2 separate regions of the Homo sapiens genome follow, and region 1 is linked to region 2. A link is a contact called in ENCODE Hi-C or POLR2A ChIA-PET data. All regions are on one chromosome and are shown on one strand. Each heading gives the region's core, a stretch centred on a gene start or an enhancer-like site at or near the end of the contact. The rest is flanking DNA. Distances are from core to core; before and after follow the strand shown. Region 1 has its middle 3.0 kb from the start of MAP1A. Region 2 holds the start of TMEM62 (transmembrane protein 62).

Evidence for each region. A loop is a pair of places that touch in the nucleus more often than their neighbours do. ChIA-PET counts read pairs that join two places held with the same protein, here RNA polymerase II (POLR2A). Pooled maps may share reads with other maps.
Region 1: a map with no recorded cell type shows a loop between it and region 2 (2.6-fold over the local background). The contact joins the enhancer-like site here to the promoter of TMEM62 in region 2. A Hi-C loop is called at or near these places in 1 of 37 single-sample maps with no recorded cell type and 6 of 50 pooled maps. POLR2A ChIA-PET finds 5 or more read pairs at or near these places in 1 of 52 experiments (activated CD4-positive, alpha-beta T cell).

Annotation. Positions count from the first base shown.
Region 1 is chr15:43,511,833-43,517,414 of GRCh38, forward strand. It overlaps a transcript of MAP1A not described here. Among named protein-coding and RNA genes, the nearest start is that of MAP1A, 3.0 kb to the right of the region's middle. Within about 2 kb of position 2,524, at least 4 of the 41 ENCODE cell types and tissues checked have a DNase peak (open chromatin) inside an H3K27ac peak, as active enhancers do.
Region 2 is chr15:43,130,011-43,135,879 of GRCh38, forward strand. It overlaps TMEM62 (transmembrane protein 62), which reads left to right and starts at 3,576. Exons shown (of 14, transcript NM_024956.4): 1 at 3,576-3,972; 2 at 4,247-4,358; 3 at 5,502-5,639. The coding sequence starts at 3,793. It also overlaps the pseudogene SPCS2P1. RefSeq lists silencers at 3,364-3,423, 3,644-4,043, 4,234-4,445.

The DNA of each region.
Region 1 (5,582 bases), core at 1,274-3,773, 380 kb after region 2:
CTGTAAATGTGGGGAAGGTAGCCCTCAGTATCTGGGAATAGGCCCTTAGGTGTCACTTCCACCACAACTGGGGAACCTTACAAGAAAATTCCTACCTATAGACTCATTAATGACCGAGTTTAGTCTAAACTCTGTCCTTCTCCCTCTGGCTCAGGCAAAGCCTAGAAAAGCTGTAAACTGGGAGAAAGACACCATTACTAGCCACCTTTCTTTGAGACATCACTGAGGCTGATCATGGCAACTATCCATATACCCTCCCTCTCCTTACCTGTTCTGTGAACTTGAAAGTGTTCCTGCAGTCTCACCACCCTACAACCTGCAACCTTATCCAGAACCTTCTTTGTTTTTCTCCCACAGGGATTCTCTCCTGGAACATTGACCTGTCATCCTTTGACTTGAACCAACAGTTGAGACTCTTCATTACCCGGCACCTAGCTCACTTCTCCTCAGAGGTCAAAGGTTAGGACTAATGTTTTATTTCAGTCCTTTGGGTAAGAGCTGGTCACAGAGGTCCAGTCTCCCTGGGAGAAGTGGCCTTGCGGGAGGTTTGAGTGGAGGAGAAGGGAGGAACTTTATAGAGGAGGAAAATCATGGAATTCCATAGCTGTCCCCACATACCAAATATACTTTGCAGACATGGTTTGATACTGGAGGGAGACTGGAGAACATAACTTCTCCTTGAGAAGAGGGTTGTTTGTGGATAGCTGTTGACATGCACTAAAGAAATGAGGGACTCCTCTTAGTGATCAATCATCTCTCACGCAAAAATTCACTCTCTTCATTTGTGTTCCCCTTTCTGCATACCCCGGGTCTCCCTGCTTCCCTTTACAGACACCCCAGAATCCCCCATTCATCTTCCTTGACCCTTGTTTAGCATTTTTATTTAGGCTGCACAGGTTTCAGGGTTTCTGGTTCCTGCTTCGGCTTAGCCAACAGATCTCCAGGGCAGAGCAGAATCTTGGTACTTACATGATGATGGGCACCATCAAATCCAGAGTGGAAGGAGGGGCTCCTGAATTTACTGCTACAAGATCAAGTTGTACTCTGAGATTTGGCCCAGATCAAAGCTCACATAATGCAGTTTCCCATTCTGCTGGGTGGGAGGAATGGGTGGGTTAGAGATTTGAGAAAATAAGATGTTAGGCACTACCATTCCATGACAGATGTCTGTGAGGTGACTACGGAAAGCTCTACATGCTATTATAAAAGAACTAAGGCCGGGCACAGTGCTCACACCTGTAATCCCAACACTTTGGGAGGCTGAGGCGGGGAGATCACCTGAGGTCGGGAGTTCGAGGCCAGCCTGACCAACGGAGAAACCCCGCCTCTACTAAAAAATACAAAACTAGCTGGGCGTGGTGGTGCATGCCTGTAATCCCAGCTACTCAGGAGGCTGAGGCAGGAGAATCGCTTGAACCCGGGAGGCAGAGGTTGCAGTGAGCCAAGATCGTGCCATTGCACTCCAGCCTGGGCAACAAAAGTGAAACTCCATCTCAGGAAAAAAAAAAAAAGAAAAAGGAGCTAGGCATCTAGTCATGTTACTGGAAAATGTTGACACACCAATCCATCAGCTTAGTGGAATATAAAATCCATCCAGGTCAACAGCCACTGCAACTGAATGATTGAATTCATGTCTTATACAGATAATTCTCAATTACTCAGTATAGTAGTCACCTTTCCTTAATTATCTCTCCTCCTTTTCCACTGCTCCTAACTGCCAAATCTTTGATCACTTCCTGATCACTGATACTTATAGATGCTGCTAGGAAGTTGGAGAAAATAAGGCTAATATGACTAAAGCTCCATTAGCCTAGGAATATATACAGCAATTTTATATTAATATATGTGAGGCTGACATCTTCCTGATGTGACTGGCTTCCTGTAAAGCAGGCTACTCACTCTTTTGAGAATGTTTCTGTTTAGAATTACTCATGTCATGGCTTCCTCCATTTATCCCTAATGATGAAAATCGGCAGTTTTACCACTTAGTACTCCTAGGAGCTTTGGTGAAAGGCCAGATACAGGGATGACAGAGGATGAAATTAATGACTGAACAGAAGTTTGGGGATTATCTGCTGATGTTAATAATTCACACTGAATGCTCTAACCTTGTCCTTTTGGCTACAGAGACTTGAGAGTAGGCTGCTTTCTGGAATAATGTAAGAAATGAAAAGAAGTTAAACCAAAGTACTTAGCCATTCTTCAGATTAAGATGCAGCGATACTTGGGAAGACACTTACAGAGAGAACATAGTTATTCTCAGGCACTTCTTAGAAATGAGCATTGATATATAAACACCTACTAGGCCCTTTCCATCAAAGAGTTTGTCTGTGGTGTCCTCAAGGAGCTTAGGGCCATGTACCCTAGATCAGAGCTTACTTTGGCATACTGCATATTTTTAGGTTTGGACATTTTTATCATGGTCTGTCTATGTCACAGGAGAATAGTAGAGAATTTCCTGGAAAAACCCACACAGCTCAAGACAGCCACAGCCCCACCCCTGCTGGCTCCTCTTTCAGCTGTCCCCACAAACAACAGTCAGCCCAGAGCAGCTGCAGACACTGCCCCTCCCTCCAGCCTTCTGTTAGTGAGGACGCAAAGGGGACCAGGCAGCTGGGATGAGCTCAAGGGGATATGCTAGTGCCTTATGGCTTGACTACCCCACAGGCTGGGCCACCATTCCTATCACCTATCCTCAAGCCCTGGGCCAAAATGCTGAGAAAGCAGACAAAAATGTATCCTACAGTGACAAGGAGAGTGCACTTATTCCTAGGCACTGCCCCCTCCACATTGACATACCCACACACAGAAAAGAAGGGACCCTCTGATAAAGAGTCAGTGGCCCAGCTCCTTCTAGTGGTCAAGTCTGGTAAAAGCTTTCAAAGGTGATTTTTGCACCAGGTAGTCTCTCCAGTGGTGACTTTCTAACCCCTACAAAAAATCTGGATCTTCCGAGCATTCTAATACAAATTCAGAAACAATTAGGACAGTGGAAAACTGAGTTTCAATAACTCTCTGATTCTTTTACTATTGGATACCTATAGGAAATAGAAGGGGGCTTATAATTCATAACTAATATTCTAAGACTCTAAAAAACACAGGGCCGGGCATGGTGGCTTATGCCTGTAATCCCAGCACTTTGGGAGGCCGAGGTGGGTGGATCACTTGAGGTTAGGAGTTTGAGACCAGCCTGGACAACATGTTGAAACCCTCTTCTACTAAAAATACAAAAATTAGCCGAGGGTGGTGGTGCACACCTGTAATCCCAGCTACTCGGGAGGCAGGAGAATTGCTTGAACCCAGGAGACAGAGGTTGCAGTGAGCTGAGATCATGACATTGCAGTCCAGCCTGGGCGACAGAGCTAGACTCCATCTCAATAAATAAATAAATAAAAATACAGGCTGAGGGACCAGTCTGGAGGCCTTCGGTCTGACTCTCCATTTCCACTGACGGACTTAGGAAGTGATAGCTCTATTACTTCTACCAATACAACAGTTACCCTGAATTAATACAGCAGCTCATTAACCCCTGGAACCGGGGTCTGCATTGCTGTCTGAAATGGGAAAGCAAGGACATGAATAGGACTTCAAATCTCATACTGCAGGCATCTTTAGTTCTGGGTTTACCTGGGAGCTAAGAGTACTCCAGAGTTGATCTGGTCTGAGATCCTGATTTATGATTTCCTTGATCACCTAGATGACCTCTCAGAAATCTTCCACAAAAGGGAGAAAGACTTCCAGTGGCATTTGTACATTGCAGATTTGGAAGTCTAGGAATGAAGAAGCTTTTTTTTCATCTTTTATACAATTCAAACCTCACAGCATTATCGGAGGATGGTACTAATATTATACTCATTTCATAGTTTATGAAGTAGGCTCTGAGAGAGGTTAAGTCTCTTGTTTAGCAGCATGATTAGTAAAATGGTGGATCAAGTCTCAAATCCAGGGTTTCATATCTTACTTTGTAGCTCAGCTCAAGCCTCTCTTTCTTCTTTGGCATCTCACCATTTCATTGCAGCAGAGCCTAGGAATACAGCAGGTGGAGAGTTGGTTGTGGTGGGTAGCTGTTCAGAGGGTGAAGGCTGAAGGAAAACTCCACTGTGAGTTGGCACCATGCCCAGGGTGTGGCCCTTGGGGGTGGCAGCTGAGAATATGGGTGGGCTCTGTATTGGTCTGGGAAATGTTATTTTGTTCGTAAACTAAATGTCTACTTAAGTTTCCCTCCTAACACACTCCAGAAAGCCCTAGAAAGCAGGGAGGAGATAGAAGGCTTGAGGTGGGAGGAAATAAGAACGATGAAGTTGCAGAAGAGGGGTATTTCCCTTTTGTGATGCTCAGAACTCAGCCTGGTTTTCCCTGTGTATCTCTGCAGATGGCCGCTTCTACCCAAACGGGGTTGTTGCCATTGTCGCAGATTTGCATCCCCGGATCTAAGCAAGGATTGCTCCCCTTTTGTCCCCTCAACCCCCAAGAGTACTAGTGACTCAGCTCCTCCTCTCCTCTGGCTGCAATTAAGGGGGGATGGGGGATGCTGAGAGCACAGACTATTTTGGCTTCTCTGACCTTCAAAAGTAACTCTTGGCAGCCTGGGGCAAGGGTGGGGCTAGTGTTTGGGTGTGAGTGGGTGGCTGTGATTGTGAGGAAGGCCTTAGGAGCTGGCCAAACTGGGGAGGGTGGATGGGAAGAGGGCAGGGAAGGACTATGTAAGAGCATGAGCATCCTCGGGTTGGAAGGAAGTGCTACCACTCTCCAGATTCTTCCTTTGAGTCCTAGAGCGCTTTACTAAATCTGAGATGGAGGTAGAGACTAAGGGAAACAGGATCAACATTAGAAAGATCCAAATAATATAATATAGAAACAGCAAAGAGACAAGGAGAGAGCAAGAACCCAATCACCCTACAAAGTCATTATAGGGTTTTTTTAATCTAAAGAGTACTTCTGTTACATTTAATAATTGGCCTACAACCTTGCTTGGGCCGGAGGCCCTGGTGATCCTTCTTGGTCCTTGTTAACTCCTTCACTGTAAGGCAGAAAGCTCCCTGTCCCTTCAGGGACTTGTCTCTTCATATCCAATGACTCAAGAATCCCAAGAATCAGTGCCTGTGTGGTTACTGTGTTATGCTGCATTCCCATGAAACTTCATGTAGCTCTCAGGGTCCCTGTGCCCCACCCCAACAGGCTAGGGACCATGTGTCCACTCCGGAATTTCAAACTACCCTCTAACCCTAAAATAAGACTTATTTCTGCCCTCCTTGGTTTCTGTAGTGCTGAGGTTCAGAAGAAGGCAGCACATCTCTGCATCCCCAACCTTTGTCTTAAGCAGTTCCCCACACCTACCCCATGCTTTTGGGCCCCCAGCCTTTGTCTCCTGCTCCTCCAGGGACTGAAGGTCACTCCCTGGATCCATCTGAGGAGAGAGGCAGCAGATGGTTTCTAAGAGAAGGGGGAGAGCCCACGCAGCCCATGCCTCCTATAGCCTCGCTCTGTGCCCTAGCATGGGGCTTTGGTCTTTTGGCTGATGCCAAAAGAATATTTCCTAACTAAGCAGGGTTGGGAGAGAAAGGTCCTATGGGCCATAGGAC
Region 2 (5,869 bases), core at 2,326-4,825:
ACTCAGTCTGGAGTGCAGTGGTCCAATCTCAGCTCACTGCAACCTCCACCTAATGGGTTCAAGTGATTCTCCTGCCTCAGCCTCCCGAGTAGCTGGGACTACAAGCACGTGCCACCATGCCTGGCTAATTTTTTTGTATTTTTATTAGAGACGGGCTTTCACCGTGTTAGCCAGGATGGTCTGGATCTCCTGACCTGGTGATCTGCACGCCTCAGCCTCCCAAAGTGCTGGGATTACAGACGTGAGCCACCGTGCCCAGCTTCTCTCTCCTAGTTTTAACCTTCCCCCTGCCTTTTATATCTGGTCATCTCTTGTGGCAAAAAGCATATTCTTCATATATTAAACTTACTTATGTATGTCTCTCTCCTACATAAGCTCTTAAGATAATGAACTATAGCTCTTTGCCTACTTACCTTTATGTTTCTTTATGTTTTCTGATTAGATCAATGTATTCTATTCCAAAGGTACTCCAAAATTTAATTGAAAATTTTAAATTGAAAATTCAATTTAATTGAAATTGGCATAAATCCAATACTGACAACATGCCCCAAGGAAAAAACTCAAAGGGAGTTTTTTTTAAAGAGCACTACTTGTGTAAAAATATTCACTCAGCCAGGCGCAGTGGCTTATGCCTGTAATCCCAGCACTTTGGGAGGCCAAGGCGGGTGGATCACGAGGTCAGGAGATTGAGACCATCCTGGCTAACATGGTGAAAACCCGTCTCTACTAAAAATACAAAAAATTAGCCGGGCATGGTGGCGGGTGCCTGTAGTCCCAGCTACTCAGGAGGCTGAGGCAGGAGAATGGCATGAACCCGGGAGGTGGAGCTTGCAGTGAGCAGAGATGGCGCCACTGCACTCTGGCCTGGGTGGCAGAGCGAGACTCTGTCTCAAAAAAAAAAAAAAAAAAAAAAAAAACAACATATATATATATATATATATATACACACACACACACGTGTATACATTTACTCAGAACAGGCAGAAGCGGATAAGATGGCAGCAGCAAGCAGCTGATCAGGGTGGGAGAACCAGTGGTAGTGGAGGCAGTAGTGGGGCTGGCGGTGGTTCCAGGTGCGGCACAGGCAGTGGCCATAGCAGCTTGTTGGATAAGTGGAAGACAGATGATAAGCCTGTAAAAATTGACAAGTGGGATGGATTAGCTGTGAAAAACTCTTTGGATGATTCTGCCAAAAAGTTACTTCTGGAAAAATACAAATATGTGGAGAATTTTGGTCTCATTGATGGTCGCCTTACCATCTGTACAATCTCCTGTTTCTTTGCCATAGTGGCTTTGATTTGGGATTATATGCACCCCTTTCCATAGTCCAAACCCATTTTGGCTTTGTGCGTCATATCCTATTTTATGATGATGGGGATTTTGACCATTTATACCTCATATAAGGAGAGGAGCATCTTTCTTGTGGCCCACAGGAAAGATCCTATAGGAATGGATCCTGATGATATTTGGCAACTGTCCTCCAGTCTTAAAAGGTTTGATGACAAATACACCTCTAAGCTGACCTTCATCAGTGGGAGAACAAAGCAGCAGCGGGAAGCCGAATTCACCAAGTCCATTGCTAAGTTTTTTGACCACAGTGGGACACTGGTCATGGATGCACATGAGCCTGAAATATCCAAGCTCCATGACAGTCTCGCCGTAGAAAGAAAAATAAGGCCGGGTGCGGTAGTTCACGCCTATAATCCCAGCACTTTGGGAGGCCGAGGCGGGCAGATCACAAGGTCAGGAGATCAAGACCATCCTGGCTAACACGGTGAAACCCCGTCTCTACTAAAAAATACAAAAAATTATCCAGGTATGGTGGCACGTGCCTATAGTCCCAGCTACTGGGGAGGCTGAGGCAGGAGAATGGCCTGAACCTGGGAGGTGGAGCTTGCAGTGAGTCGAGATCGTGCCACTGCGCTCCAGCCTGGGCGACAGAGCGAGACTCCGTCTCAAAAAAAAAAAAAAAAAAAAAGAAAAATAAAATAGCCAATTCTAAAAGTAGCCCTCTTTCTGTTGGATCTTGCTGAATTACTGGTTTGTGGGGTGGGGGAGATAAAAAGAATTTAAAATGGATAAAGTAAAAAAAGTTTAAAAATCCCTGTTTTGTCCTGAAATTTTAGTCTGTTCTGGATAAATAGGATTTTCTGAGAGAGATATGAGAAGTTGTAGCTCTGATGTCTAGCTGTAGTCTCCTGGGTCTGCTGATTGCATTATTTTAATTTGCTTTTCTGGGAAAGCAGTTTTGCTAAAAGCTGTACAGACTTTCCTTTGTACCTAGTAGTACTTTATATAGTATAGCTTTGGGCTATGTAGCATTTTAAGACTCAATTAATAAAAAATTAATCTGTTGCTGACTCTGTTAATTCCTATTTCCACATGTATTTCCTTGAAGAATTCAGGATACGACTTCTTGTGTATGACAGTTTTCCTTCACACACTATTTTTGTGGGTGTGTATATATCTGATTTGGGGAGAATTTAAAAAACACATAGCTTTTTAATTTGTTTGAAACAGACCTTTTGCCTGTTACATTTTGTGCTCTTAACCAATTAAAGAAGCCAATGACATGTTAGTTTTATATTGTGTTTTCCACTAGTATATCCCTGTTGATTTGTTTGTGCCTTTTATTAACTGCCATTTTCTAAAATTTTTTTCAATAAAGGGAAGACGTGAAAAAAATTACTCAGAACAGCAATATATAATAAACAATTAAAAAATCAACAATAAGGGAGTTGTTAGATAAATTAAGGTAGGGCTGAATCTAATTCTCCTGGGTCTGGCCCATAGGAAGTATTTAATACTTATTAAATGAATGGTATACTACCGTGTTGCAATATTATTTACTCAGGTGCATGTGAAATCAGTTTAAGGGAAAAATAACTTTCACAAAACATAGGAATTACATCTATAGAAAACCTATGCTGCCGGGCGCGGTGGCTCAGCCTGTAGTCCCAGCACTTTGGGAGGCGGAGGCGGGAGGATCGCTTGAACCTAGGAGTTCCGAGGCCAGCCCGGGCAACACAGACAGATCCCAGTCTCTACAAAAACTATATTTAAAAAATTAGCTGGGCGTGGTGGTGCGAGCCTGTAATTCCAGCTACTTAAGGTCAGGGAGGTCGAGGCTGCAGTGAGCCATGATCGCGCCACTGCATTCCTGCCTGGGGGATAGAGACCCTGTCTGAGAAGTGAAGGAAAGGGGAATGGTAGAGGGAAGGGGAAGAGAAAGAAAAGAAAACCTATGGAGGTACGTTAATAATCAGAAGGGGCCAGAGGAAGCCACCTGACACATTTGTGAGACAATTTAAAAGGCGTTCTCATACATTCTCACTTTGATACAACAACCCTGCAAAGTGCGCACGGAAGGTGTTATTAACTCCGTTTTACAGGTAAGGAGATCGACCCACTGAGGTCAGGAGTGACTGACCAAGGCGGAGCCAGGACTCTAGCCCCCGCCTCCCGGCCACTGGTCCCGGTCTCCTTCCCCGCCACCACTCGGCCACCGTCATTGGTGTTCAGAGTTTCGGTTCTCTTTTCTGTGATCGTATTACTTATGCAAAACGAGCCCAGTCACTTGCGCGGCCAGAGAGGGGCAGGTGCTGGGCGGCGGCTGACGGGCGCAGCACCCTAGGCCCAGTGTCTGGCTCCAGCCCCGCATCCGGCGCCGGCCCCGCATCCAGCTCTGGCCCTGCGACAATAGAGTCCGGAAGTGCAGGCAAAGCGGCTCCCGGGAGCGCCGCGCGGTCCTGCGCGGGATCAGCGAGGGCCGCGCCCCGGCGGGCGGGCGGCATGGCTGCAGTGCTGGCTCTCAGGGTGGTCGCGGGGTTGGCGGCCGCAGCGCTGGTGGCCATGCTCTTGGAGCACTACGGCCTGGCGGGCCAGCCCTCGCCGCTGCCGCGCCCCGCGCCCCCCAGGAGGCCGCACCCTGCGCCAGGGCCCGGAGACAGCAACATCTTCTGGGGCCTGCAGGTGACGCGGCGGGAAGCCGGGCCGGGAGGCAGGTGCAGATCGGGCACCGTGCGGTGGGACCCTTGCGGGTGTTGGGCCCCACGCTCCAGGCTGGGGACCTCAGTCAGATTGTAACTCGAGGCTCTGTCTAGTGCTGGCCCTGTCCTTACCTGGGGGGTTCGTTATGCATTGCCTCTTTGCCTTTTCCTTCTGCCCGAGAGAGCCGCTGAGCCGCCCCTCCCCATGCTGCCTCTTCCTGGCTCAGATCTCTCTGTTCAATACCTGTTTTCGGCAGATATCCGACATTCACCTGAGCAGGTTTCGAGATCCAGGCAGAGCGGTAGACTTAGAGAAATTCTGTTCTGAAACTATTGACATCATTCAACCAGCTCTCGTCCTAGCAACAGGTAGGGAGGCTTGCCGTGCTGTGGTGGTGGTCTGTGGTCCGCATGGTAGAACTCTAGCCAGGGCTGTGGCTTTTCATTTTGGGGACGTTGGGAGCAGTATAGCCACAGCCCCAGGTGAGCTCTGTGAGGTGGAAGAGATTGGACATTCTAACCCCTTTGCCTATGGATAACTGAATGAGTCAAGATCCAGGCAAAATGATTTGACGTAGCAAGGTTTTGTCAAAGCAGTAGAAGCAAGGCTCCTGGTTCTCATGTCAGTCTGTTGTCTGATATATTTGTATCTGGTTTTTGTTCTTGTTGTTGTTACAGTTCTGGTTGTGAGAATTAGGGAAAAGCCTGTAACCACGAATCAGAAGTTCTCTTCTTTTGCTAACTTTTCTATTTTCTTTACATTATTAATCTTATATTTTCAGTTGTTTGAGGCTTCCGGTGACCCAGGGCACTTTTTCTTCATCCTTTGATAGTTTTATGACTTAAGTTTTCTAGACTCTTCAAACACTTTATTTGCTTTCAAACTGTAATGGGGAGAAGAAGCTAAAGGAGCATCTATCTATCTTGCTTACTGGGGAATTCATCACTCATCCACCTTATTGAAGCATCTCTGCTGACATGAAAGGGTATCAGTTCTGATTTAATGGATGAGCCTCCATAAAAAGTTTTCTGTTTAGTTCTCTATAAATTTTGGTATTTTGTTGTCCAATTCCACCTGCCACATTGCTTCTTGCTGTAAAAATAATACTTGGTCAAATCACATATTCTGATTTTGTGGTTTGGAAAATATGGTTGCCATAGATATTAGGCAGCCACTCAGAGTACTGGAATTTCTTATAAATCATTTTCATTTTATCAGAGTCTATTGATGCATTTTGTACTGTTCTCTTTAAAGATTTTTTTAACAACCCATTTCGAATATCACAGGAGATTGAACAGGCATTTGCTAACCTATAAGAAACAAAGTCCTTGCTGAGAAAATCTTGTTAGTTTAGATGGCTCGATTTGGACATTGGTGGTCTCGTGAGCAGTTATGCTTATACACGTTGAGTGCTTTAAGTATCCTTGTTCCTTCAGTGTACATATCTAAAAAAAATGGAACCCCCAGTAGTTTATTTTGCATTGTGATTCAATTCTTGTGTAAACCTACAGGAGACCTGACAGATGCCAAAACAAAGGAACAGTTGGGATCCAGGCAGCATGAGGTAGAATGGCAAACCTACCAGGGTATTCTGAAGAAGACAAGAGTCATGGAAAAAACCAAGTGGCTGGATATCAAAGGAAATCATGGTAAGAGCCAAGAGCCAGATACAATAAAGACAAGAGTTTTTTTCCCCCTTCAGGAACCTAGATTTTCCAACTTAGATTGTAAAATTATAAAGTGGGACATTTACATATACTAAAGGTCACATCTCTGAAATACAACTATATAATGTGGTTTTAAAACTTCAAATGTCATTGTTAGCCTTTGAGATGACAATTGGTATGGTCCTTTTTTTGTGACATATGCTGCTTCTTTT